Regions from separate parts of the Mus musculus genome. Here regions 1, 2, 3, 4, 6 and 7 are each linked to region 5. The links are chromatin loops, found by intact Hi-C in ENCODE. Cell type or tissue: left cerebral cortex. All regions are shown on one strand.

Region 1 (4,000 bases), 500 kb after region 5:
GATAATTGAAAACGTAGAATCCAAAGCCATGGAGGGTCAACTGTAGCTGGAGTTTGATTTTTCAAATGGGAATCTAAGGGATGCCTGCCACATTGAATCTCCAAAGGGTGGAGTGAGGATACAGAGAGAGCAAAAACCCAGGGCAAAGCAGCACTTGGGACTGTGAGACTCTGAAACACCTGGAGTGTGCGCATACAGGGTGCGCAGTAACGGGAAGCCTGCCTCAGGAGGCCAGAGGAGGCAAGCCAAAGATCACTGAAGAATCCAGAATGACAAATTGCTAATATGTTTGGGCTTTACGTTCTTTTTGCAATCAACCACCCCTATCAGAGTCTTGTTTCTTCTTTTGTCTTTTGGCTGTACCCAGAAGAACAGTGAAGAGACCTCTTTGTCTCATCTCTACAGAGTCTTTGCCTCCTTTTGCTTTCTGAGTCCTAGGATTAAAGATGCATGCCAGAACGCTCCTAACAGCAGCAACTTCCTTCCAGTCTATTTTTCAATTCGCTAGAGAGTCACAACCCCCCCAAATCTTACCCAAAGGCTCTTTCTCGAAGTCAATCCTGACGGTGCCTGCAATCGCATATGCTATTACCAGAGGGGGGGATGCTAAGTAGTTGGCTCGTGTGTTAGGATGGACTCGGCCTTCAAAATTCCTATTCCCAGACAGAACGCCAACAGCTACGAGGTCTCCCTGTGTGAGGCAAGAGAACTATTAGTTCACAAGGAAGGCACTGCCTAGGCTTCTGTCAGGTCAGCACTCACATCATGTGGACAAAGACGTCAGCCACCCTTCCCTCAGGTCTGCTACCGGGAGGAGGGCATGGAGGGGTATACCAAAGGGAAAGAGATGTTCCAGGTCACATGCAGGGAGCAGTGGACAGTCATTTCTGTTCTTCAGAAAATACCAGATGGGTCAGCATATGATGTAATTTTTACTGCAGGAGTCTACGACCAGGTTAGACTACCAAGAAAGGTCAAAGGGTGACAGCTGAAGGAAGCCACAGTGACGGGTCCAACAGTGCTTTTCAGCAGGGCTGTGGATCTGTGGGGCCAGAAGCCAAACCAAGCGAGGCAGTTTATATAAGGGGGTGTGTATGATCTGGAACCAAGCTTCAAATGACCACTAACAAACACGTTTAGAGCTCCTTGTCATCCAAGCCAGCATGGTCTGAGCCCTCGCCTGTGTGTCAGGCACTGTGCTAAGCACTTCACTGTTATTAACATCATTCTCAGTGCAGGGACCCTCAAGACACTCCAAGACCAAGTTCTCAGAACAAAGTACATTTATTTGCCCCAGAGGGTCACAGGGCAGGGAAGAAGAGACGAAGACAGGAGACAGAGGATGAGGGAGAGGGGGAGGGATATTTGTTGGGCTGTGTGTCGGGGAGCCCATGACAGAGGACTATCTCTGGATAGAGAGGCGATAGATGTGGCACAGGGAAATGGCAGTTTGTAAAGGGGGAAGCCCTATGTTAGGATGAGTTGTTTAATTTTGATTGCACATGATTAGGACGGGCAAAGGGGGATTTGACTGTTGGACTTTAATACTTTGATAGCTAGACCTTGGTAGTCAGCCTCAGGGGAAGGGAGTGGCCAAATAAGGGAATAGATGGTTTTTAACAAGGCAGATGGAATGGGGCGAAGGGCAAGGCCTTCCTGAGCTGTGTTTGCCATGCTTGGGCTGGCGAGAGTCCCTCCATTCAGCACTCTCTAAAACTCTGCTATAGCATCTCCAGTTTACAGTTGTGGAAACCAAGGCACAAGCCAGCTAACTTAGCTGCCCGACGTTACACAGCTTTGACTTCTCTCTCAATCTTACTTCTAAAGCATATATGTCGCCACATCCCAGTCCCAAGGACTGTCTTCAAACTTCGAGAATTTGCCACATGTTACGTGACGTCAGACAAGAGGTCTGCAGAACACACACCACTGGACTTACCTGGGTGATTGCCTCGACCACAGGTTCAGGAAGGGGTCCACTGTTGCCGATGCAGGTCATGCAGCCGTAGCCCACCACATCAAACCTAGGCATCAAAGCATAGGAAATGTCCGCTCAGTGAGCCCCACTGTTGGAATCCTCCCGGAGGCCACAGGTCATAAAGGAATGGGAGTGGAGTGAGTTTAAGACAGGATGCTACTGACATTTTAAAGCTTGTTAACACAGGAGTTGAATGATTCGGAATACTGAAAAGCTTAAACCAGATGTGTCATTTAACGTCCCTATCTCCTATTGTTGTGAGTTCCCCAAACCTTTTGAATTTTACAAAACACACGGGGAAAACAGATACTATTCAAACTAACACAGTAATGGGAGAAACCGTTTTGGCATCTAATCACTCCTTTGGCTCAAGGACTAGACGACTGCAGCCATGTAAGTAACTACTTTTCATGCCAAAATGCAGACAATTGCACAGCCACTACCAACCAGCTCGCGGTTCATCTCAGTACAAATGACGAACGGCGCCCTCTTCTGGGGAAAGGAGGGGATGTCACACGGAAGCCCAGGGTTCACTCTTGTATGTATGATGGATGGGCCCCATGCAGTTGGAGTGCTATGAAAGTACACAGCACCAGATAAGCGCAAACCGCTACCCACAGACACAGATGCCAGAGGACTTCCACAAAAGCTAAGACAAACACCCTCTTCCTCACCCTAACTGGGACAGGTAAGGCATGACTCCACTCTCTCGAAGGTAGTAGGTGACCACTCCACTTCCAGGAGACAGGCTGGTTTTGATGTAAGGCTTCACACTCAGCCCCGCCTCCACAGCTTTCTTTGCTAACAATCCTGTGAAACGGTGAACAGAGACACAGCATGGGTGGCCTTTTATTTATATGTTAAGAACACACTAGGAAAAAGCCTGGTTTTTTCCAGTTACACTTCTTGACTGGCAGATCAAAAGTTCACTACTCAGAGACAATGGATGCATGCAGCAAGCCCAAATGAGTTTCGGGAAGGAAGCAAGAGGGAGGACCTCTCGCTCCTTTTAACAAATACAAATCACAGCCTGGCACGGTGGCACACATCTTTACTCCCAGCAACCAGGAGGCAGAACCTCTGCGAGGTTAGACCGAACTGGTGGACACTGCAAGTTCTCAAAAACCAAAAACAATCAACTAATAAAATAAAATAAATCCAGGCCAGTCAGGAATGTTTTATAAAATGTGTTTTTAAAGTTTGGAGGGAAAAATCATCTAAAATTATCTGTTTGGATTTAGAAAAAAAATTGTAACTGGGAAGGCCTTTTCTGAGATACATGAACTGTGGACTGAATGACAGCGAATCCAGGCAGCCGACAACAGATCTAGAACACAGATATTGATAAAGCAGAAGATCAGAGGCCCTGGGCCCTGGACTGTGATGGGATAGCCTGTACTCTGACTCCAGAAGAATGACAGCTGTGGGGAAGACATGAGGGGAAGAGGTGTGGGAGCAGGGGGACAAGGCCCACGAGGGACTGCTGATGTTACCTGATAAAACTGGTCCACTCCAGGAAAGCACATAAAGTGAGGTGGCAAAGATGAACTCTCATAAGGTTTCCCTTTGGCCCACTAAGAAAGAACTCTTGGCTCTGGTCTCTGGACCCAAGGGAGGCTCTCCAGGATGACCAAACCTCTGAACTAAGGAGCTCTTCTGGCACTGAGCTCTGCATGTAACTATTAACTGCTTCTCAGCGTTGCACAACAGGCCGGGCGCATGGAGTTTGATCGGCCAGTGCCCTCTGCACCAGTCCGGCTGCAACTGCCAGTGCACCAAGACAGTGCAAAGCTCACTGCCCGGGTGGGCCTTACGGGAACAAAGTCCATGACACAGCAACAGGTCCTTCTACTTCTCTCTTTCTCAGGCAGACCCAGATTCTAAGTGTTAGCAGAAACCCTGCTTCCTCTGCTTCTCGCCCCTTATTTTCTGTGCTAAGCACATAAGAAGGCTGTTAAACAGGATGAATTCTACTTCAAATATTTTCTATTGGATGCTATTTGTTGCACTGGAATTTTCTGG
Region 2 (4,000 bases), 550 kb after region 5:
GACTCCATTGCAGTGATATGTGGCTTGGGAACACATTCTGAGAAATGCAACCCTAAGATTTCTTGATCAGTAGGTGCTAGAATCATATGTGGCCAGAGTTGTATAGCGGCCTCTTGTGAATTAAAATGTGGTTACCAGGTGCATTAATACGCTGGACCTTCAATTTGGTGAAAGATTCTATGAACACTGTCTAACTGACTGTACAGCTTATAATGTTCTTTCATATGTGCATAATTTCTTAGGAGGGAAGGGGTACCAGAGAAAGCTTTATTATACTGCTCTCAAGCCTCAGGGTACCCTGAAAGCATAAGCACTACACTCATAAAGAGGCTGGTTTGACACAAAACGTGGCTAGAAGTTCACCTTTTGAGAAACACCAGTGATATTTCTCAGAATCACCAGAGGACACATTAAAAATATAGTTTCCCACGTACCCTGTCCTAAAGTGTCTGCTTTATTATCTTCTGGATGGGATCTGTTTCCAGATTCTGAGGAAGTTAAGATTTTGCCACACACAGTTCTGTTCTAGCGTGCTCATCCATTGGCACCAGGGACCTGCTGCCTAGATAGACTTCATGAGGATGGGGAAGCATGCCAGTTTGTCCCTTATCTGGCATATGGAGCCACATCGCATCACGGATGCCAGCACAGGGCTGCTGACTCTGGCCTGCTGTCACCACCTCACCACTGCTTGCTCATTGGTTCCTGTTGGCCTCCATACTGTTCAGGTTTCTCTTGCGTAACACAGAGGAATGCAATTTGTTTGTCAGTGAATGAAGTATAAAGGGTTCCTCCTGAATTTCTTATTTGAGAAGACTAAAATATCTACTTTTTTCTTCATTCAATGTATATCTTTTTCCATGACAGGAAAAATTTGAAATTAATACCTATTTTTCTTCTAAATCCCAAAAAAGCTATCATCATTAGGAAAGGCAGCAGCATCTTTGTGCCATGTAATATTCAGCCCCGCCCCTCCCTCAATCTGCCACATACTTAATTTCCTGCTCTTTCTTACTGCCTAGGTATTCGAATCCTTAGAGGCCTTCCCAGAATGCTCTGGCCAGCCACTGATACTAAAGCAACATTTCCCTCAAGATAGCTAATAGAAAGTATTCTCAAATGCCCATTTAAACTGTTTGTGGTCTGTAAAGTTACCAGTACTGTTTCACTAGAAAGATGAGAAAACCGGCGTTCAGAGTGGTCGTGTTAGTCGCCTCAGGTCACAGAGCAAATGGCTGTCTTGGTTTCCATGTAGACACATCTTACTCCAGAGCTCATTCTTTCGACCTTTACCCAACAAAGCAGCCAGACACCCTGTCATCATGACTACTGTTAGTTACAGAAAAAGGAGGGAATTAGATATCCTGGGAACTAACTTTAGTCACCATGTTGTCTACAATACCGTATTAACCTGTTTTCACGCTTGTTCTCTCTGATTGCAGTACAGAGATCCGTGCTGTAGTGCGGTAATGTAGGGTCAGGTCACTTAGGTAAGTAAGTGGAGTCTTCCTAGGTGGTGGGGTGTTAGAAACCAAGGGCAGCACAATTGTGAATCTCAGGATTGTTGTGTAATTACCGAGTGTTTTAGTCAGGGTTTCTATTCCTGCACAAACATCATGACCAAGAAGCAAGTTGAGGAGGAAAGGGTTTATTCAGCTTACAATTCCATACTGCTGTTCATCACCAAGAAAGTCAGGACTGGAACTCAAACAGGTCAGGAAGCAGGAGCTGATGCAGAGGCCATGGAGGGATGTTCTTTACTGGCTTGCTTCCCCTGGCTTGCTCAGCCTGCTCTCTTATAGAACCCAGGACTACCAGCCCAGAGATGGTCCCACCCACAAGGGGCCTTTCCCCCTTGATCACTAATTGAGAAAATGCCTTACAGTTGGATCTCATGGAGGCATTTCCTCAACTGAAGCTCCTTTCTCTGTGATAACTCCAGCTGTGTCAAGTTGACACAAAACTAGCCAGTACACCAAGTGTCTAGTATCCTTCAAGTTCAAGTATGTTAATTTTCTAGGTTTCTTTTAAATGCATTGCTTTTTTTTTTTTTTTTTTTTTTTTTTTTTTTGGATAGGAAACTGTCAGGGCTGGCCCATCATATCTATCTGGGCACTGAAATACAATGCTGTGACCCAAAGCAGCTGTTGTTGACTTATATTTCCAATGAAATGGTTGAGTAGCCTTGACAGATGAAAGGAGAAAAGAACAGCAAATGTGTTGCTTGCCTGCGGGGGAGAGGGGAGGTGGGGGGGAGGGGAAGCTGGGGGCTGGTAGTGTAGTTCAGTTGGTAGAGTGGTTTTTAACATGGAAGAACTTTTCTCATCATGTTCATTTCCTACAAACTACAGAATAAAATATCTTGCCTATTCCAAGTTCGGCTATGAAAGTGCCAAGAGGAAGTGAACAAGATCGCGGTCAGCTGCTGCCCTCTGTTGGCAGAATGTGAACGCGTGATAAGCAGACAGGGAACAGCAGTAGAGTAATAAGCAAGATTGGACAGAAGCTGCTGACCCCTGTGCTTGAATTAGGGAAAAGCTGGAAGAGGCTGAGGAGGAGGGCGACCCTGTAGGAGGACCAGAAACCTCAATTTAACCTAGACCCCTGAGATCTCTCAGGCACCCGGCCACCAACCAGGCAGCATACACCAGCTGATATGAGGCCAGCAACACATACAGCAGAGGACTGCCGGATTTGGACTCAATCAGGGAAAATGCACCTTACCCTCAAGAGACTGAAGGCCCCAGGGAGTGGGGAAGTCTGGTGGAGTGGGAGGGTGGGGACATCCTCGTAGAGATGGGGGAGGGGGTGGGGAGGGTGGTGGTGGAGGGGAGGTATGGGATGTGGGACAGTCAGAGGGTAGACTGGGAGGGGGATAAAATCTGGAGTGTAAATGAAGATAAAATAAAAAGAAGAAAGAGAAGAAGGAGAAGAAACATTAATGGAGCCAGAGAGATGGTTAAGAGTGTGCTCTTCTCTTGCACATCTGAATCCAGTTCCCAGCACCTACATCAAGTGGCTCACAAGCACCCTGCAACCCCAGCTCCTGGGGGGATCTAACATCTCTGCCTCCACAGACATTTGACCTCCGCATGTGTGGGCGTGCACACACACAATATATATAATGTAATATATATAATGTATATTAATAAATATAATAATTTAGTAAAACAAAATGTTTTTAAAAGAAGAAACACTAACAAATTAATGATTGTTCTGTCCCTTAAGTCTGTCCCAAAGGTCATAGTAGAAATAAAAATATTGGGTCAGCAAATTGGCTTTGTTAAGAGCTTGGTATTTGGGTCGCAGAATGATTGAGATTACATAAATTAGTGCTTTGAAGCACCTGGGAATTATTGCTGTTATTATTTTCCCAGAGCCCTTTGGTTACCATGTTAATGCTTACCCAAGCTTGGACAGTGCTCATCTTTGTGATGTCAAGATCTAAAGTTGATTATGGCGATTGCTTTCTTTTCCCAGTTATTCCAGGCTCTTACAACTCTGACCATTTCACTACCTTTCCCTTTCTGGGCCATTATTGTCTTGTGTGTTATGCTCTTAGATAATAACTCTTTAAAGCATCATTACCGTTCAGTATGAATTTGGATTTATGTAGACACATTCTAGTTTTGTTGTTCTTCATTCATGTCTAGCTTTCTTCAGAGGTTCTGGGCACCTAGTCAGTTAGTAAGATTCCTTAATATTTTCTCTAACATCTGCCCACTGGTCGCAATTCTGCCCAAGTTTCCTTTGGGGGAGAAATGTCCTTCTTCCTCTTTCCCTCTGCTCTTCTCTGTTCTCCTCCCTCTCACCCCCAATTCCCTTTTTCTACTTCCACAGGGTTAGCTCAGGCTGGGCTTGTGCTCAGTGTATACCTGAGAAAGACTTTGTGCTCACTGGCCTGCATTGACTCCCCGGGTGCTGGAATCACAGACATTCACCACTGTGCCCAGTTTAGGTGATGCTGGGCATCACACTCAGGGCTTCATGCCTGCTAGGC
Region 3 (4,000 bases), 400 kb after region 5:
TAATCTTGGGGAGCCAGTTCTCTCCTCCCATCTCTGCTTGGTGAGTTGCTTACTTTTCTTTTGGGGGGGTTTCTCTGTGTAGCCCTGGCTGTCCTGGAACTCACTCTGTAGACCAGGCTGGCCTCCAACTCAGAAATCCACCTGCCTCTGCCTCCCAAGTGCTGGGATTAAAGGCGTGCACTACCACGCCCAGCTTACTTTTCTTTTGCACCATAACCAAGGTAACTTACAGGAGCAACTTTACTTTGGCTTATGGTTCCTGGGGTTATGGCTCATCATGGTGGGGACAGCACAGCAGCAGGTGGCAAGCATGGCCCAGGAGGATGAGTGCTCACTTCTTGAAACTGTCAGCACGAAGCAGACAAAGGGAACTTCAAGTGACATATGCCTTTTAATCTCAAAACCCACCTCCAGTGACATACTTCCTCTAGCTAAGCTACACCACCGAAACTTCCCCAAATAGTGCCACCAAGTGCTCAGACGCCTGCTATGAAGAACAATTTTCACAGAAACAGCACATGCGGGTTCTCAAGATTCAATTCAGGTTTGCATAGCAAACACTTTACCTGCTGAACCATCTTGCCGGCCTATCGGAGGTACATTTCTAAAACTATAAGGAATAAGATAGAAGTTTTTTTTAAATAGGAGCTAAATGGATTATAAAGAAGTTAATTGCATTTCTGTCATTTGGCTTGATCAGTGCCAGTGCCTAAAGTAAAGATGTTAGGGTCTGAAAGGGAGGGGTTTTTTGGGGGGGTGGGAGGATTCTGATGTCGAGCCAATCTCTCACCTGGACTTAGTCTGGTAGCCAAACACTGCTGTCAGATCAGTCTTCCTTCTATACCCCCATGAAATTCATGGCTTCGTCCTCCTGTCTTCTCTAACACACCTTGCCAGGGAGAAAAACCAAATCCCCTTCTGGGCTTTAAAAACACAGCTGGAAAGGTAGACCCTTTCTCAACAGACCCAAAGTCAAGCAAGCTTGCCGATAGACACCTTTTTATTTCCTTTCCTGGCTTGTCTTCTATGTGCCCTCTAAGCCTTATACCTTTCCCAGATTCCTGGCTAGCTACCAAGGTCTTAGACAAAACCCCCATGGCCCTGCTCGCACCCAAAGATTTATTTATTATTATATCTAAGTACACTATAGCTGTCTTCAGATGAACCAGAAGAGGGCGTCAGATCTCATTATGAGTGGTTGTAAGCCACCCTGTGGATGCTGGGATTTGAACTCAGGACCTTTGGTAGAGCAGCCAGTGCTCTTACCTGCTGAGTCATCTCGCCAGCCAGAGTCTGTCTTAATGGACTCTCTTTGCTTTATTTTTTTCACAGCCTGAGGTCATTGGAAGGAATGGAACATGGTAGATAGTAGCCAGTGGCAGAAGAATTATACTTTGCTGAAAACATTGATTCTGTTTATTATTGTTATTATTATTGACTATATTGTTTAAGTGTGAGAATGGAATGGTTTCCACAGAAAGTCATGATGATGGCCCTCAAAGAAATTACTAGATGTATTTGGTCCCATTAACAAAGGCAACATTTACTTGGGTTGTAAAATGCCCTACTGAGGGACCTACAAATAGTCCTTTCTAGCATGGTTAGGCTCCCAGAGACTCTTATAACAGAGTTATAACTAACTCATTATAACAGAGTTGAGGTCAGTAGGTAAGATAAGTCTTGCATGAAGAGTACACAGGTTAATAATAGCCTAAATAATGGCTCAATACTTCAAAGCACAGATTTTTAAAGCTTTGAGCTTCAAGTTTCAACAAAACCATTTTTAAAGGAATACAGTGAGCCTTAGTGACCTATCACACACCAACTGCTAATTAACTGTATTTCCTTTACCCTTTACTGAGAAGTGAGCTCTGCACACCATGTTCTCTTGTGTATAATGTTATGGATGTGTTCTAGGTAGCAGAAGCCCCATTCAAAACACAACCACAAGATCTAATATCTCCTTAATACCATAAAATATCACAATGGTGTTTAAATTGCCCTCTGCCTCTTTATTGGTCCTCATTTTGTTTTTCTCCTAACTATAGTTTTGTTTCTGAAAAAGTTCAGCTGGATGACATCCCGATGATTTGGCTTATCGGAATGTGTCCTTTTAGAATTGTGTGAGGATTTCCTCTGCCCTTTCTACTTTCTTATGAAATGAGTAGTTCTAGAAACTGTACAGATTTCAGGTCAATTTTATAGGCAACAAGATATCTGTCCACAAGAGGGCGCGGATGAGCTTTCCATGAGCAGCCACAGCATCAGAATTATAGAACAGTGAAGTTTACCTGAGGGCCAGCATAATGAATGGAAATATGCAACTTCTGGGGTGGAGGTGTGTGGTGGATAGCCTTGGGGCTAATTTTATTTGATGTTAATTCTGTTCTCCAGTGAGTGGCTTTGAACCAGGAATGAGTCAGCACTCAGGTGGTTTCCTGTAAACCTGCTTCCCATTTTAATTTGTAAAATAAAGGAGAGCTGATGATTGGGCAGATAAAAGGGAAAGTGGAGTGGAAGGTGGAGAGAGGGAAGGAGAAAATAGAAGAGGGAGAGGATGCAGAGGAGGAAGAAGGAGGAAAGAGGAGCAGAAGCACATGGCCTGGATAAACCGAAAGTTCTAAGGGGTCTCATAAGCTGTGGAAGATGGTAGTGTAGCTGTAGATCTGCCCAATCTAGGCACACAGCTTGTATTCATTCATCATATTAACTGAGTCATATTTTCATTGCCGGGGCATATTTGGGTTGGAGATTTACCGCAACAGGGGTGGGGTGGGAGGTGGGGGACCCTCTAGAAAATACAAAGGGAGGGACCTTAGATGAATTGCCCAACAGTGGGGAGGGGGAACTCATAGAGTCCACCTCTAGTAGAAATACAGGGCATCAAGTAAAGGGATGGGGTTGCACCATATCTGCCTGGACGAGGCCATGCTCCCACCTTGATGACTGTCTTAGTTAGGGTTTTACTGCTATGAACAGACACCATGACCAAGGCAACTCTTATAAAAAACAACATTTAATTGGGGCTGGCTTACAGGTTCAGAGGTTCAGTCCATTATCATCAAGGTGGGAAGATGGCAGCATCCAGGCAGGCATGGTGCAGGCAGAGCTGAGAGTTCTACATCTTCATCCAAAGGCGGCTAGTGGAAGACTGACTTCCAGGCAACTAGAGTGAGGATCTTAAGCCCACACTCACATTGACACACCTACTCCAACCAGGTCACACCTATTCGAACAAGGCCACACCTCCAAATGGTGCCACTCCCTGGTCCAAGAATATACAAACCATTACATTCCACTCCCTGGCCCACATAGACTTGTTCAAAAACATGAGTCTATGGGGGCCATACTTAAACATAGCATAATGCAAAATGCATTTAGTCCAACTTTCAAAGTCCTCATAGTCTATAGCAGTCTCAACAATGTTAAAAGTCCAAAGTTCAAGGTCTCTTCTGAGATTCATTCAACTAATTAACTGTCATCTCCAAAGCAAGGCAGGAAACCAGCTGGGCAAACTCCAAACTCTGCATCTCCATGGCTGATGTCAAAGCAGTCTTCAGATCTCCATTCCTTTTTCATCTTTGTTGACTGCAACAAACTGCTTTCTCTTTGTTAGCAGCTTTCCTCAGCATGTCAGCATGTATCCCATGGCTCTGGCATCTTTAACATCTTTGAGTCTCCAAGGCAATTTCAGTGTTTTGTTTTTTGGTTTTTGTTGTTGTTGTTGTTGTTGTTGTTTTGTTTTTTGGTTTTTGGTTTTTTTTTGGTTTTTTTTTTTTTTTTTTTGAGACAGGGTTTCTCTGTATAGCCCTGGCTGTCCTGGAACTCACTTTGCAGACCAGGCTGGCCTCGAACTCAGAAATCCACCTGCCTCTGCCTCCCGAGTGCTGGGATTAAAGGCGTGCGTCACCACGCCCGGCTGCAATTTCAGTGTTACAACTTCTTGTTTCAGTGTCTGGGACACTGATCTTTTGGGCTCCTCCTAATGGCTGGAATCACT
Region 4 (4,000 bases), 540 kb after region 5:
TTAAAGTGCTGAAGCTGCTCAATCAGAACACAATAGCCTCTTTGGGTAGAGGATTAAGAAACTTGTTTGCTTTGAGGTATACATTTTTTGATAATATGTATATAACTTCTATCTCAAATTCCTGTAGACAGCATGAAACAAAGGAAAGACTCTAATGCAGGGTTCCATCTATCACACACAGACACAATGGGCAACTGCTTTCCAGTGGCAGAGGCAGGACCACACACAGAGCTCACCAGGAATGTGGAAGTGGCAGAATTCGGAGACTGGGACACCATACTTCAACAGACCCAAGGCTAGAAACCCCCAACAGAACTGAACACAGGGATAAGGAGGCAAAAACATGCCACCTGGTGTTTTAGACATGACCTCTCAACTGCTTGGTAATCTTACAGCAACCCCTACACATTTGGCATGGTCTAGTCACACCCACCTCCCTGAACTCACAGGTCTGGTGTGCTACATCAGGTTTACACACATCAACTCAGCAGGCACAGAAACAACCAAGGCACACATGAACATCACCCAAAGCCACCACCAACTGTGGGGATCTCGTATTCCGTTGGAAAGTGAGGTCCAGAGTGCTCCTGGGTATCAGAGGTTAACTCCTCCACGGTGCGGAATGGAAGAACCATAAATAAAGTGGCAAACCCAGTGAACTATGCCTCCTAAGCACTGGCTACTTCGGTGGTTCTAAAGTATGCTGCAGAGAAACACAGGCGCAGGTGTTTGGACGGTCAAAACCACTCTTTAAGCAATACAATGTTACATTTTCACCAATATACTTAAAAGTCTTCAGAAGCTACATGACCTGTCATACTGCAACAGGCTGAGTGTCTTCTAAGCAGAGATTTGCAGGAAGGTTAAAGAATGCCATTCTTAATAACAGTGTTTTGGAAACTACAGAATCGGTCTATCTGAATTAAGTATATTAAGTGTCTATACGCTGTATTTATACACTGCAAAAATCAATAGGTACAATCTATATAACAAAGGTTCTTTAGGCGCGCTGCCGGTCCTAAATGCAAAAGTTCGGCAACTTCTGCTGGGAGGCTGTCATGCGTGCTGCAGGGAGATCTGCGGTTCTAGTGCACTGGGCTGGCCAGAGTGGTACAGTCCCGTTCTCCTTGGGTTTCTCAATCAATCACCTTGGACTCTATGCCCTTCCACTGAGGGGGCTCTTACCCTCACCCCGCCTGCCTTCGCCCCGTGCTGGGGACTCCAATCTGCCGGGCACAATCGTTCCTTTCTATCCCGTGGGCTGGGCCTGGCACAATGACACCCCGGCGGTGCGGCCCTCACACCAAGGCGAGAACTCCCGGGGCGCCGAGTAGAGCCACTCCCAGTCCAGAGCGACGCAGGCTGGGGAGCGAGTAGAGAGGTCACCCCAGGAGCCAGCTCCACCGCCTCCCCGCAGCTCTCCCCGTGTCCTCGGGTCTGCACCCGTGGGAAAGGCCTGCACGGACGCCCCGGGGCCGCGTGGTACTCACCGCTCACAGTGCAGTTCCCGGAGCACACAGGCGGGTGCTAGCAATGTCCCAGGCCGACTCCGCGCTCCTCCCACTGAGCGGTCCTCCGGACGCTCCGGCAGCGAGGCGGGACCGGTGGAGAGCGGGCCGGAACCAGCTGCTGCGGGAGAGGGGCGGGGCCCGGGCCTCACTCCGCCCCCCGAGGGGCGGAGCCTGGGCACCTCCTCCCTCTAGAAGCTGCAAGCGATGGCTGAAGCTTGCAGTCTAGTCCGGGTGCGCCCTCCCTTCGGAACCTTCCGATCTTGGCAGATGGGCGGAGTCTAGGGCCTATTCCGCCCCAAGGCCCAGATCTGACTTGAGGTTGCGGCCAAGGGGCAGAGCTTGGGAACACCTCTTCTTTCCAGAGCCTGAAGGCAGACCATACCGAGGGACGAGTCCCAGGCCCCTACATGGCCAGGTTTAGGGGCTGGGCACCGTCCCACCCCTAGAACAAGAGACTCGTGGCCACGGACGGGGGCGGAGCCTAGGACCTGCTCCACCCCTCTGTACCTCCTAGGCCCGAAGGCCCGAAGCTGAAGGCTATTGATCTTCGTGGCTCCTCCCCATAGGCGGGAGAAACTGGGCCCCGAGGCTGCATCTAGCTTTGCTAGTGGCTCAGTCCCAGGAAGTGTAGAGCCGATTTCTAGGCTTTTCCTCTTTTGGAGCGTGGAGAAGGCTGACTGTCCCTCACGAGGGGCAGAGTGTGACATGTAACTGCCTGACTAACGTAGGGAGCCTTAGGATTTCTGTTGCTGCGATGAAACGCCATGACCAAAAAGCAAGCTGAGGAGAAAGGGGTTTATTTGGCTTACACTTCCAATTCACTGGAGGAAGTCAGGACAGGAACACAAGCAGGGCTAGAACCTGGAAGCAAGCACTGATGCAGAGGCCGTGGGGGTGATGCTTAATGCCTTGCTTCCATGCCTTGCTCAGCCTGCTTTATCATAGAACTCAGGACTACCAGCCTAGGTGAGACCACTCACCATGGGCTGGGCCCTCTCCCATTGAGAAAATGGTGAGAAAATGCCTTACAGCTGGATCTCATGGAGGCATTTTCTCAACTGAGACTCCTTCCTCTCTGATGACTAATTTGTGTCAAGTTGGCACACAAAACGCCACCTTTCTTTTAAATGCTGGGTGGTAAGTACGTTTTCTGAGTGCCTCTTCCAGTGTCCCCCACCTCCTCCACCTTGCCCTTCACTTCCTATTCCTACCCCAACTACTGTTTTGTTTTAGATTTCTTCCCGAGGGTTTAGTTGTTTGGGGTTTTTGGTTTGATTTTTGAGTCAGATACTCATGGGCCCCAGGCAGGCTTAGAGCTCATTGTTTGGTGGAACTCCCCAGACCTTGGACTCCCTACATCTACCTTTAAAGTGCCGGGACTGCAGGTTCTGTCCCACCACACCCAGCTCTTATAAAAGGCAGTTTCTCCGTTATTACTAGCTCAAAGCACAGGAAGTATACATCAGGAGCACACTTCAACATGTCTGTAGCTTACACAGAATGCAAACTTTCTATATATAAAACTTGGTTTTAGCCTACAGCAACCCATTAATTACAGCACATGCTGTCCACCGATCTAAAGTCTGAGCTGTGAGACTGAGTGGGGGTTCCGTCCATGCTTAGCAGTTTAGCCTCTCAAGTCAATGTGAATTTGGAAACATGATTGATTAGCTCTAGATGAAAGGATGTAAGGTTTTGCTGCCCAGATCATTTGGAAATTCAGTGTAGGCTTCTACATTGAGTTAACACGAACGAGCATCATATAGGGAGAATGACTAGTAACTAGTATGTCAAGCACTTGGCTAGCGATGGGTTTTGCTGCTCTAGGTTGCTCCCTTAGTGTTGAAGGCCCTGAGTTCCAGGAACTCATCACAGGGTGGATTTGAGTTCCAAGCTGTCCAAGCCTAAGGCTGGTTATTCCAGGTACTCAGGGCAGAGGTGTATTGCTCTTGCTTCCTTCTGCTCTGCAGCAGGTAGAGTTATAACTCCTGATCTTTGGCTGAGACCAAGCTTTACAGTCTCTGCTTTTTGTTCTTCAGAGCCCCTGCCTGTCTTTACACTTTTGCTATTCCTATATAGTCATAGTTTCTTGCATTTTCTTTGGAAACCCTTTAACCACTCCCTAGTGTTATAGTTCAGAGCTCTTGAAGGGCTCGGGAACTCTTAGCTGCCTTCTGTGTTGTTGCTCTGAGCTTTGGCCGTTGGGGTCTCTTAGATCTTGATGACTCTGGAATGCTTCAGCTACCTCATCATTGCCAATGCCAGTGCTGCTGTCTGTGCCATCAGATATGGAAGTCGCATTTTCCTCCATACAACCTGCCTAGCTTGATTAAGACTGTAGACAAAGAGATTATTTGTTAGGTGTTGTGCTAGGCCTAATATTGCAATCCCAGAAGAAGTCTCGAAGATTAAAAAAACAATTAGGGGAAACAGTCTTCTCACATAGCCGGAAGGGGACTATGACATACTTGTGTATGGACTGTAATTCC
Region 5 (4,000 bases):
TTATGATTCAAATCTGGACTAACTCCACAGGCTCATGTTTCAGAGTGGCAGGTCCTTTCCATGCAGTGTGTGCTAGATGCTGTGGAGCCTTTAGGAAGTGAGGCCTGGCTGGCAGACATAGTCTCCAGGATCAGGCTTTTGAAGGCTATACCTGTTCCTGGTTGGCCTCCTGTGAATAGGCCACCCATCTCTGCTACTGTGGGCTGACACACACTGTGTGTGTGTAGGCAAGAGGACAATTTCCAGATGTCAGTTGTCTCCACCATGTGGGTCCTGGGGATTGAACTCATGTCATTGGGCTTGGCTATAAGTGTCTTTACCCACTGAGTTCCAGTAAGTCAGAAGTACTCTTTTTAAAAAGTAATAACTTAATTCTCAAGTAAACACACACACACACACACACACACACACACACACACACACACCCACCCACCACAACCTTACCTCATCCCAAGCTATCCTAGAACTCAACATGTAGACTAGGTTGGCTTTGAACTTGCAGAGATCTGCCAGTCTGTGGATCCAGGCTGCTGGGATGCAAGTACACCACAAAAAGAAAACACAAAACAAAACAAATGCACAAGGATTAGGTAGACATTGTCTGTATTTAATTACGATTCAGTGTCTTCTGAGAATGAAATATTGTCATGGAATACCATTCCCTTCTGCAGTAATGTTCAGATCTGCCTCTTTAGAATGCTCTTTCCTTTTGGATGTTGATAATGGTGCATTGGCTGGTTTTGTGTGTCAATTTGACACAAGCTAAGAGTCATCAGAGAAGAAGGATGTTCAGTTGAGAAAATGAGATCCAACTGTAAGGCATTTTCATAATTAGTGACCAATGGGGAGAGCACCATTGGAGGTGGTGCCATCCCTGGACTAGTGGTCCTAGGTCCTATGAGAAGGCAGCTGAGCAAGCCAGGGGAAGCAAGCCATTGGGTGGCACCCCGCTCGTGGTCTCTGCATCAGTTTCTGCTTCTAGGTTCCTTCCCTGTTTGAGTTTCTGTCCTGACTTCCTTTGGTGATGAACATACTGGCTGTGGGATTGCCAGTTTGTCACTCAGGCTTTATGGTGACACCAGGACATTCAAAATTTGGAGGTATATAATGGAGCATTATTTAAGCCATAAATAAGAAGGAAATTGTGTCCTTTTCGAGAAGACAGATACCCGGGACATCATCCTGTGGAATGCAGTCAGCCAGACTCAGAACAATTACCTCATATTGGTGGTCTCAAAGTTCTTGGCTCCCCTGACTCCAGGCCCGTTGGAGGCAGAGTATGGCAGAGATTGACGCATGCACAAAGCCACCTTAGCACACCAGACAAAGGCAGAGACAACACTTACCTATTCTGAGATTGGTCTTACTATGTAGCCAAGACTGACCTGGAACTCATGTAGCTCAGCTTGGTCTTGAATTCAAGACCCAACTGCCTTTGCCTTGAAAGTTCTGGGTATATTGCTATCGTGCCCAGCTAGGAAGTGTTCTCAGAACACTGATTTCAGAGCATGAGACCCCTTCATGTGTGGGTCACCGTGAGTCAACTAACCCTTCTGTGGCTGGACCCTGCAGGTAAGGGGTGGAGCACAGGGCAGAGGAGGGGCTTCTGGCACTCAGTTCTAAGGAGCCAGTGGACCAGCTGGATTCTTATCTGCCGCTGACATTTCCACACCACAGACTCTCTAGTTTGTGGCAGCTGGGAACTTACTTTTGTTTTCAAGAACCCAGCGATAGGTCAGATTCTCAAATACAGCCGATTGTGGTGGTCATGAGTGAGAAGAGACTCAAGATGTTAGGAGGAGACCACAGTATGTAGACCTGACTGAACTTGCCCCTGACAAGCTGACAGCCCATTGCATCATCTTTACATGAATGAGAAAAAGGTACCTGTTGCACGTGGAAACCTTTAACCCAAATCCCCTGAGGCCGGAGCCGCTATGAGACACAACTACATGACAGTGTAGGCTGGGGACCCTGTTTCCCATGGGGTCCTCTGTCACCTTCACAATGGAATTCTGACTACCTGAAAATAAAGGACACAAGATTTTGTTGAGTGAATAAAGTAGTGTCATGCTTTTTGCTAGCAAACAGTAAAGAGACTTCTCTCACACTGGACTGTAATGAGGGAGGTAGTGTGCTGTATGGTCAACCAGTTTTTCATCTGATAGCCTCTTGATGCCATCCTGAATGGGCAAAGGCTCTCTTACAGGTAGGAATGAGGGGTGTGTGGAGAAGACAGTATGTTTTCTACCTAATGTTTTAGCTTTTCAGTCCACAAAATGGGATTCTCCTGTGAGAGCGTTTCAGTTTTCTCACTTTGGCCACCAGGTGGCAGCATGTGAATAAAGAATTTTTAATCCTCTTGCGGCCTAAGGTTTTTGGGAAGATATTATGTAAGTCTCCTGTTTCAGGGTCTGCACTTTAAAATATGTACGTGTTTTAACTTACCAGCCTATATGAGTTGTACAAAGCAATAGTTTCATTATGACTTTTTTAAGGGCAGGTTTTCTCTGTCATATGGCCTTGGCTGTCCTGAAACTCAGAGGCGTTGTGCCTTGGGGTGTTTGTGTCTTTCCAATGCTGAAACTAAAGTCGTACACCACCACACCTGTTTCATCACAACACCTTCATAGATATGGTGTATGTTGGTCATATTTATCTCTTAATCTAGTTAGACATTTCTTGCTGGGGGTAAGACATCTTACTGTTGTGCCATGGGAGAGATCGTGGCTATGGTCTGTGGTCTTCACAGCCGGGTAGGACTGCTGACTGCTTTTCTCCCTTGGCTGCTCGCTCGGCACCTTCTGATACTTTGAGAGCTGGTCCTCAGGGAGGGGGCTCCTAGATCAGCTCCAGTTTGGTTCTCTGAATCCTACATCCCAAGTGTATGATGTCTTCAGCAGTAGGGTCTTGCCTTCAGGTTGTGTGAGCCTGACCAGAGTTGGATTTCGGGAGCCCATATAGTGGACGGAGAGAACTGACCCCGCAAGTTGCCTCTGATCTTTGTGTGCACTGCGGCCCATGCAATTCCCAATAATAAGTACATGAACAAACAAAAAACCCACATACCATTAGAATTGATGGCTACTGCCAGTAGAGAGACGAGAGAGCAGTCTCATCCCTGGGAATGGTAAGTTTATATTTTGGAAAATAGATTTCTCATACAATATATCCTTGTCACAGTTTCCCCTTCCTCTACTTTACCTAGTTTCACTCCCCACCCCTAATCTGCGCCTGCTTTTTTTCTGTCTCTCATTAGAAGAGAAGAGGATTCCAAGAGATAACAATAAAACAACAAAATAAAAAAAATTAGCAAAGCACAAGCCATCATATCATTGAAGTTGGACAAAGAACCACAGACTGGAAAGAGCCAAAGAGAAGGCACAGGACTCAGAAACCCACACCCAGGAGTCCCACAAAAACACTAAACTGAAAGCTATATCGCGCGCGCGCACACACACACACACACACACACACACACACACGACCTGATGCACGCATGTGCTAGCCCTGTGCTTGCTGCTTCAGTCTCTGAGCTCATATGAGCTTTGATCATGATGACTTAGTGGGCCAGGCTCTCCTGGCGTCCTCCATTCCCTCTGGCTCTTATAATCCTTTTACCTCCTTTCCTGTGAGGTTCCCTGAGCTCTGAGGGGAGGGATTTGATGGAGACTCCTAGTTAGAGCTGTGTCTTCCAAGGCGCCTCTGTATATTCTGACTTAGGTTCTTAGTGGAGACATTTACTGCACAGCCCATTCAGAGCTTTCCTGCAGGTAAGTTCTGAGGCAGCCATGTCAGGGAAGGATGATGCACACGCCCTCTGGTGGCAGCTATGACTCAGTGCAGGATGCTGTTCTCTTTAATGCAGCATGTGTGGCCCCAGCCCCTCACTGATATTCTCAAAGTAGAGGAACCCTCATTAATCTGCAGGGAAGTTTGTTTGATGTGATGCATTTAGTGGAAGAGAATTGTTTAAAAATTCATCAACATGTAAGGTCCC
Region 6 (4,000 bases), 210 kb after region 5:
ACCCCTAGCAGCTAACGCTCCCTAGATTTACCTGACAGCAAGCACTTTTTGGGCTGTTTTACAAAGCAATCAACATTGTTTAATTTGTTCAGAAGCAAATGGAACTTTCTTCCTGTTTACTGTCTCTTCCCAGTGTCCTTAATTCTCCGTACTTCCCTAAACTATGCCCCCAACATGCCTATTTACATGAGTATCAGGCACCAGAGGTCTGCACCCCCATCACATACCGTGCCAGTTTCTAACAGTGTGAAGGCTGTTGGAGCACAGATTCTCTTTCCTTGGGAGCTGAGTATAGCAATGTGTCTGTCAACATGGGACCCTTGTATGAACAGGTCAGACTATTGTCTCGTGGTCCCACCTGCCTTGGCTCTGGTTGATGTAGCAACAGTATCTGTCATAGGGGCTGTTTTGCTTGTAGGAGCAAACGATGATACTGTCCTGGGGCACAAAGAAGATGCTGTCCTCGGGCTCAGGGCGGTCAGATCTGTCCCAGGCTGAGCACTTGGCATCCAAGGCACTGTAGGCGAGGGAACTGGCCGAGGGGCAATAGCCATCCAGGTATCTGGATGTCTCTTCCTGCCGCCCACTCTGGACTAGACTCTGGCATTCTCCTTCCTCTGTAGGAGTGGGGGTAGTAACGGAGCTGGCCATAGGCACCTCACCTGGTCCCTGTGGGAGCTGCTTGCCTCTGAGGCCTGCCTTCTTAGCCAGTTCATCCGAGCTCCCTTTGCCTGACTCCAGGTCTGATGGGGTCCTCAGGAGTTCCACCACTTCCTTGTCCTTGGGCTTCCGGAAGCAGGGTAACTTGCGGACCCAGAGTAGCTCATTCTCTGGCCACTTGGTGCAGCCTTCGGTTTTCCTGGCCAGAGCAATGGCGGCGATGCCTGGTAGGCAGATGGCTGGCCCGATGGCCAACAGAGGGATGTTCCCCAGAGTTTCCCCCTTCATGCCAGAGACAGTGAACATGAAACCAAAGACCAGGAAAACACTGACCAGGGCCACCACCAGCCCAGTCCTCGGATTTATGTCATCAGGCCGCATCTTTCACTCCATCCAGCTTGGGGCTGCCTGGTAGCCAGGGAGTAGTACCCTTTTGCTTTTTTTTCTGTGGGAGGTGAAACCACAGGGGTTAAAAAGAATCCAATCCAACTTCCTACCCACTAACTCTTTCTTGCTATCTCTGACTTCTCTCTCTCTCTCTCTCTCTCTCTCTCTCTCTCTCTCTCTCTCTCTCTCTCTCTCTCTCTCTCTCTTTCTCTCTCTCTCTCTCTTCCTCTTTCCTCCCCTCCCTCCCCCATCACTATTGCAACCCGTTCTATCTCATACCAACATGTGTCAAAGAAGTATGGTCACCGAGTTACCTGAAGGCTCCTGCCACCTCTCAGTGTCTCCAGAAAGCTTTGTATGGGCTGTCCCTCTGTTCTCTTCTTGGATTCCGAGAGCCAAGCCTGGTTTTTCCCCACCGACACTGCACAGGAGGGGGGGGGGGACGAGGAGGGGAGGAGGGAGATGGGTTAGAGGAGGAGGGTCTTTCCCAGCCGCTGCGAGTAGGTAGCCAGAGCTCTAGAAGCGGAGCCTGGGCGCAGCGGATCGGAGTGGGCGCGCGGCGCTGCCGGCGGGGAGGGAGGACTCCGTCCGGGCAGGAGGAAAGCGCGCGAGCCTGGCCGCCTTACATCACTTGCACCGCGCTGGGAACAGAGATGGACGCGCGGGGGCGCGAGGGGGTCAGAGCCCAGCGGCCGCGGGAAGCGGGCTGCTGGGGGGCTCTCGTCGCGGTGCAGCAGGCGGGTGGCTTGGACCGGTGTCCGTGCGGCTGCCATAAACCGGAGCCCAGAGCTCCTTGCCCACGGGGCAGCTGGTGCACCGTCCTAGTCTGGGTTCCAAATTCAGGATCTAAGGGCTCTGGCGACAACGTGAGAGGATGTTGGAGACTGACTCTCTTGGCCAGTTCCACATTTCCTGAGCAAATGCCCCTGCCCCGACAGCAACCAGGTTCCCCAGGACTGTCTCTGCCTCTGCCTCTCCCAGGCAGCTCCACCAGGCGCAAGATACCCTCGAAGAAGCTGGGTCGCAGGCTGCTTCTGCCTGACCTGAGCGTCCCGGGAGAGCACCCAGGCGGTAGGAGCACGAAGGTCAGGCCTCCGGGTCCTGCCTGTGCTTAGAAGTCACCAGAGTCTCCTCCGCTGGACTCCCATCTTTGCACTTGGCAGAAAGTATCCTTGGAAACTCAATCCCACAGACGTGGTTCCAACCACACTGGAGCCAGGAGGAAGGGCTTCTGGTTCTGATCTTCATTCAGGGAGCCCACAGGACAGACTTTGGTTTGGAGGGTCAGGCCCAACCGGTGACAAGAGACAAGACTCTTCTGTCTTGCTAGTCTCAGTCCAGTGTCTGCCCGCGGAATATAGGGTTCTCTTGTCTCTAGGGAAGATTAGATGTGGTTGCGATCCTTCACCTGGTCTGTTTAAGGTAGAGGAAAGGAATTAGGAAGGCAAAAAATTACGTTCTTTCATGCCAAGTCTTGACTTGGTGGAAAGAATGTTGACAACCAGACCTTCTCCACCTAGGCTGGCCCTGTGTACCAGAATCAGTCATCAGGAGACTATTAACAACAGATGTCTGAGCAAATGCTATGACGACTACAGAAGCGTAAATTCCTAGCACAAGGCTTTGGTGCGTGGTTCCTGTTCAAAATGCACAGAAAGGTACACGTACTCTTTTCTGCTCATATCGTGTGCTTATAGTGCTCTCAGCACGTAAGGCAGGATCCAAGTCAATGGAGACCTGTCTGTCCGTGTAGACGAGGACTTTGGCTTTATCCACTGAACAGCGAAGAACACTAGGAGGGTTTTAGGCGGAGATTAAGTGTTCACGTTTTTTGACAGATGGTGCCAGCAGATTAGAGGGTGTGAATCTGTGCCTGGAGACTTGTTCATGAAGCAAAGCAAGACAGGACATGGCCCCAAGAGTGCCAGGCTGAGAGAGGTGTTTGGAAGAAAGTGAGTCTGAAGGACGGTTAAGGATGGGTCCGACCACCCTGGCTTGAGGCAGAGAGGTGGTCTCCCTGGTTTCTCACTTCACCCAGGGTTATCAGAGGGCAGGCTTCTTCTCCTTTTTATTCTTTTGTTTATCATGTTTGCCTTTTATATTCATACTTATCACATAGCTGGCCGCACTTCTGGGCACATAAGAATGAAGAAAGGGGAAAAGGCAGACAGCTAAAGTGAGGTGTCAGGTGCGTGGCCATTTCGATCAGGAAAGGGGTAGTTTGTTTGTTTGTTTGTTTGTTTTTAATAGCATCTTCACTCTCATAGACATCTGCTTTGTTTGACAGATGTATCTGGACTACAGAGGAGCCTGGAACTGGTCTGTCAGTCTGTTTCCCAGACTCACTGCTGCTCTGGAAGTTGGTTTTGTTAAGGAAAAGGGAAGCAACCAGCTCCAATTACTGAACACATTTCTCTCCCGGAAAACCCCTTTCTCATCCTTTACTAATAATACCCACTGTCTTACCCTTCTTCCATGGTAGTTTCAAATAGCCTGGGAAGCTGGGAAGCTTCTAAGCCTTTTTCACTTGCCCTGTCCCCTCAGCTCCAAGGCTATAGTGTTCAGCTGTGTGTTTGATATTGCCGTTTGGATCATCTACAGACACCTCATGCTCAAATGTCCCAGGCTGAACTTACCTGTTCTCCATGCTTCTCTTTTTCAGTAAGTCCTATTTATCCCATACACCAACAGCATAGCTGGGACTCTAAAGAAGCTTTTTTTTTCTTTACTCTGAAGACGTTTTTTTTCTTTTTCTTTTTTTGTGTGTATTCTTCTCTCATATACTGACTGCAGTTTCCCTCCCTCCCCTGCCTACAATCTCTACCTCCCTCAGATCTACCCCTCCCCCATCTCCCCTCAGAAAAGAGTAGGCCTCCCAGGGACATAAACCAAATATAGTATAACAAGCCACAGTAATAGTAGACACATACTCTCACATCAATGCTGGTGGAGG
Region 7 (4,000 bases), 380 kb after region 5:
TGGATGAGACTTGAAGGTCAGTCATTCATTCCTCATTGAACAATTCATGAACAATGAATTGAACGAATAACATCCATTGTTGTTTTATATTTGACTCTACCAGTATTTTTAGCTCACAGATTTGTGTCTTTAGGTTTTGAATATTTTATCAATAATTCCATCATCTATCACTTTGCTTTATGGCTATTGATTGGTTTCTTAGGTACAGGTGCCATTTTCTTCCTCTTTCACATGCCTGGCACAGGCTTGGTACTGATGTCTTGGAATTTCTCTGGTTACAGAAGTTTCCCCTCCTATTCACTCAGGTCATTTTTCAGTTGATAACTTGAGCTCCATGTAACCTTTCCTGTCTGAGAGGGACTCAAGCTGTCATCATCTCCTCAAACCTCAGTCACAGTCTCTTAAACTCGATGACTCGGTTTTGCTTGGCTCAGAAGTCTAGAAACTCCCTCCAGTGCCAAATCAAGGTAGCTGGGGCCCCATTTCCTGTCTCTCATTTCTATCCTGTATCATGAACCCACGTTGCCTAGTATCTGGTGTCTTTAAGCCATTGTTCCATGTATTTTGCTCTGTTTCTAGTTCTTTAAAAAGGAAAGCTAAATCTAGTCCTTCCTCATGGCCGGTGGTGGGATAACTTACCCATCAGCGGAGCCAACCCTAATTTCTTGACTCTGAACCCCTTACTCTAACTCCTGACGCAGGCAAGAACACAAGAAGATTATGCAACTGTTTTTTGGACTTAAGTGTCCCTGGATAGGAAACACGTGGCTCCCATGGTTTTGTAAAAAACAAGAATAGAAGGTGTTCTCTGTAAACTATCCAAGGTCATTTACACGGCTTTGGTACTAACCAGAATGCAGTGTTCCGATTTCTCAGTTAACAGTTGTTGAAATTTTGGAACTGCTAAGTGACGTTGAATGTAGAGTTCCATTTAAGTATATGAAGGATCCTGGGGGGGGGGGGGGGTGGATGGTAGGCGTAGGTGCTCTTGTGTGAACCTCCATCATTGCCCGGAGCAAACCAACGTTACTGTCAATTTCCCTGTGGGATAGTGGGAGCAGAAACGGCAGGAGCTGCATCCCTGGTCTCCCTGGAGCAAGCCAAGGATTGGAGTAAGAACATAAGATGGGCCCATTCTCCAGTTTGTCAATTTTCTGCCTGCGTTACCAGATGAAAGCCCTCGTACATCTGCAGGCAAATGCTTTGTGTATGTGCTGTCCGGAGAACGAGTGCGGACTAGGCTTAGCTAGCCAGCAGAGGATGCGGTCTCTGACATCTGAGTGTTAGGATTGCCTTCAGGCACTACGGTTGCTGGGCTTTGTCTTTGGGTTCTAAAGACACAAACTCTGGCAAATGAGTCATCACTGAGCCATCTCCCCAGTTCAAATCCCCCTGTTCCTGATATGAGCCAACACCTGGGACCCAGGACACCTATATGAATGGCTGCATAGACGGAGGGACGACTCGTCCCTGTTCTGTCTCATCAGCAGCTGTGGGTTTTCCTTATGATAGCAAATGAGGCAACACTTATTAAATTCTGGGTTTGATGCTTTTATAATAATTACATTTTAGTTACAGGGAGAATTAATTGGGCGATTTGGACTTATTTGGAGTTGACAGAATCCATATAACTTAGCAGATTACCTTAGGAATTTCAAAATATGTTATCTCAAAATAGAGCTTAGAAAAAAACGGAGTAGAATCTGTGTTGGCTTTAAAATCCACTTTGAGCAAGGGAAATTTCCAGCTTGGGCTGCCTTCTGAGTCCCTGCTGCTGACTCTGCACTTTGGGCGACAGGCTGTCATTTCGGGACAGGTTTTTTTTTTCATTTTAAATGGTTTGTTTAATGATTTCTTCTTTTAAGAAAACTTTAGGCTGAATTATTTTACTAAAACATTTTCCATGTCATGCTAAAATATTACATTTACCACATCAATGGTGTTTTAGGAAAACCAGCTACAATTGGTAACGAAGCGCCCTAAATTCTCAAAAAGGCAGGAAGTGGGGTTGCCTTTCGTCAGAAAGCTTTACCGCTCCCTGGAATTTGGGACGCTTTTAAACAGCGCCACCTAGTGGAGTTCTCTAACTATAACCGCACCGCAGCGCCCTATCCGTGATTCTTTGAATACCAAGTTTAGCTGGGTGTGACAGCACGTGTAATCCCAGGCCTCCCGAGGCTGAGGCAGGAGGAGAGACTGCACAGCCAGACTCTGTGTTTCAAAACAAATAAATAAAAGGATTGGGGGTTTTGGGGATGTAGCTTAGGGGAACAGCAAGTGTTTAGCCCGTCCAAGGTCTTGGTTTAGATTCCTCGGGGGATGGTAGCAAATTAATTGTTCCAGATGTCATTCAGCCTACTGATAAATGCATCCCAGTTTCAATTCCTGCACTGATTAATTTGAACGCAGATATATACTCAACCAGCTTCTCAAAAGTTCAGTTATTTACTGATTTCATGTCCCATGGATAACTGTTTTTTTTTTCCCGCTGACGTCTTTCACACTGCCCCTCGCCCCCCCCCGCCCCCCCGCCGTGAAGTCTTCCCGGAGAATTAAGACATTATGTATAAGGTAAGGTTCAGTTTTCACAGAATGGGAAGTGACGCAAGGTACATATGCTTGTTAGAGAGGCAACTGAGCTCACACAACACCACACATTATTAGCATCACAGGGAGTGTCAAAATGTGTATACGGGGTCAGGGGACGGGGGCGGGGATGGGGTGGGGTGGGGGAACAGCCAGTGGATGTAGAGAATTTCTTCTCCAAATTCATTTTATATTCCCACTGGGAAAAAGCTAAATTCCATTTGCCAGATTCTCCTGCAGCTTATGCAGGGATCTGGGGTTGAATTTGGATAACGTGGAACCTGGCTTCTAAAATATCCTCCATATTTTCCTCACCTTCCCCAAATCCCTGTCTGATAACTGTCATTATCCAGTCAGACAGACCTTAGGAGCTTTAACTGTCCACACACAGCCTACTACCCTCCTATTCTAGCCCTATGACCTTCAAGGGACTGTGATGTGGACACAGAACCCACTTTCTTGCCATAAGCTAGAGGTTTGGCGTTTACTTGTTAACTGCACTGATGAATGAATATGGAAGAGAGGAAAATGGAAGCTAAAGGAGAGGCGTATCTGAGAGAACAGACCTTTCCTTCAGAAAGATGCCTGGGTTTTCTGACGCATTTGTGCAGGTCTCAGAGTAAGCACGCAGTTGATAAACATCAAAAACATCAGCAACACAGCTGAAAAGCATAACCACAAAACGCACTCTGGCAGTGTGAGTTTGGGAGCCGGATAATCAGGCTGTGATGGAGATGATGAATCTTGTGTAGAAACGCTTCCTGCAGCTTTAGTCATGAGGAGTTCCGGTGAGGCGCCTGCGCTGTAGGGTATTTAGGAAGGGGCCTGTCAGCTTTCACAGCGCCGTCGCGCCTTCTTTCAAGACACTGTGACACCTCATGCTGTCAATCCTGCTTCCACACTAATTAAAGTTCTTAATAACCTCCATTCCAAGATGGTCCGGAATATATGATGTGTGTTTATTTCCATTATAGGCAGGGTACACAACATGTGACATTAGTAAAGAGTTCTCAACTGAGCTATTTGTGGGGCCCCACTCAGCACACATTCAACACCCAAGGAAGCCCTTGGATGAACAGAGGAAGAAGAAACTCGTGGGCTACAGAGGCCAGAGTCTGCAGAGGAAGAATTGGCATAAAGTTGTTTTTTGAAGAAAGAAAGGCAAGCAAGCCTGGTCACAGGAGGAGGGGGAATGAGCCATTGGCTTCATGGCGGGAGGGGAGGGAAGAATTGAAAAGTTTAGCCAAGATGGAGGCAGGATAACAAGAGCTCTGAAAACCATCACTGAGAATTGAATTTAAAGCTGAGTTAGAGCTCCAGATCAGTTAAGTAGGCAGACACGCTGGATCTAGCCAAACCCTGAGCTGATAGCTGCTATCTTCAGTTCTGCCCCAAAGCACACTCAAGATGGGAG

Evidence for each region. Hi-C counts contacts between places; a loop is a spot of excess contacts. Peaks named below come from ENCODE experiments on the same cell type or tissue, not always from the same donor. Only the 100,000 strongest peaks of a DNase experiment are listed, where the experiment ranks them.
Region 1: it touches region 5 in a loop (3-fold over the local background); 3 of 42 quality-filtered maps call a loop at or near these places.
Region 2: it touches region 5 in a loop (9-fold over the local background); 29 of 42 quality-filtered maps call a loop at or near these places.
Region 3: it touches region 5 in a loop (5-fold over the local background); 25 of 42 quality-filtered maps call a loop at or near these places.
Region 4: a loop joins it to region 5, with 2.7 times the contacts of the local background. A loop is called at or near these places in 30 of 42 quality-filtered maps.
Region 6: it touches region 5 in a loop (2.2-fold over the local background); 2 of 42 quality-filtered maps call a loop at or near these places.
Region 7: a loop joins it to region 5, with 10 times the contacts of the local background. A loop is called at or near these places in 36 of 42 quality-filtered maps.

The regions. Positions count from the first base shown.
Region 1 is chr4:40,181,592-40,185,591 of GRCm38, reverse strand. It overlaps Aco1 (aconitase 1), which reads right to left. Exons shown (of 21, transcript NM_007386.2): 12 at 2,653-2,788; 13 at 1,940-2,024; 14 at 535-691. Among named protein-coding and RNA genes, the nearest start is that of Aco1, 40 kb to the right of the region's middle. In left cerebral cortex, a CTCF peak has its summit at 2,482 (motif pointing left); a DNase peak (open chromatin) is centred at 2,475.
Region 2 is chr4:40,133,365-40,137,364 of GRCm38, reverse strand. No RefSeq gene overlaps it. Among named protein-coding and RNA genes, the nearest start is that of Aco1, 7.9 kb to the left of the region's middle. In left cerebral cortex, a CTCF peak has its summit at 2,435 (motif pointing left); a DNase peak (open chromatin) is centred at 2,432.
Region 3 is chr4:40,284,035-40,288,034 of GRCm38, reverse strand. No RefSeq gene overlaps it. Among named protein-coding and RNA genes, the nearest start is that of Ndufb6, 6.6 kb to the right of the region's middle. In left cerebral cortex, a CTCF peak has its summit at 2,225 (motif pointing right); a DNase peak (open chromatin) is centred at 2,229.
Region 4 is chr4:40,141,032-40,145,031 of GRCm38, reverse strand. It overlaps Aco1 (aconitase 1), which reads right to left and starts at 1,767. Exons shown (of 21, transcript NM_007386.2): 1 at 1,491-1,767. In left cerebral cortex, no CTCF peak of the experiment used is centred here; DNase peaks (open chromatin) are centred at 1,762 and 2,006; H3K4me3 peaks cover 2,194 bases; H3K27ac peaks cover 1,515 bases.
Region 5 is chr4:40,680,440-40,684,439 of GRCm38, reverse strand. Aptx (aprataxin) reads left to right here. Exons shown (of 8, transcript NM_001025444.3): 8 at 1-2,362. Among named protein-coding and RNA genes, the nearest start is that of Aptx, 21 kb to the left of the region's middle. In left cerebral cortex, CTCF peaks have their summits at 2,320 (motif pointing right) and 3,824 (motif pointing left); DNase peaks (open chromatin) are centred at 2,345 and 3,825; H3K27ac peaks cover 431 bases.
Region 6 is chr4:40,470,966-40,474,965 of GRCm38, reverse strand. Tmem215 (transmembrane protein 215) reads right to left here and starts at 2,786. Exons shown (of 2, transcript NM_177175.4): 1 at 1,362-2,786; 2 at 1-1,105. The coding sequence starts at 1,041. The coding sequence ends at 334. In left cerebral cortex, a CTCF peak has its summit at 1,721; DNase peaks (open chromatin) are centred at 1,667, 2,049, 2,796, 3,917 and 3 more places; H3K4me3 peaks cover 2,157 bases; H3K27ac peaks cover 2,545 bases.
Region 7 is chr4:40,299,364-40,303,363 of GRCm38, reverse strand. No RefSeq gene overlaps it. Among named protein-coding and RNA genes, the nearest start is that of 4930509K18Rik, 12 kb to the left of the region's middle. In left cerebral cortex, a CTCF peak has its summit at 2,075 (motif pointing left); DNase peaks (open chromatin) are centred at 1,315, 1,792, 2,068 and 3,344; H3K4me3 peaks cover 264 bases.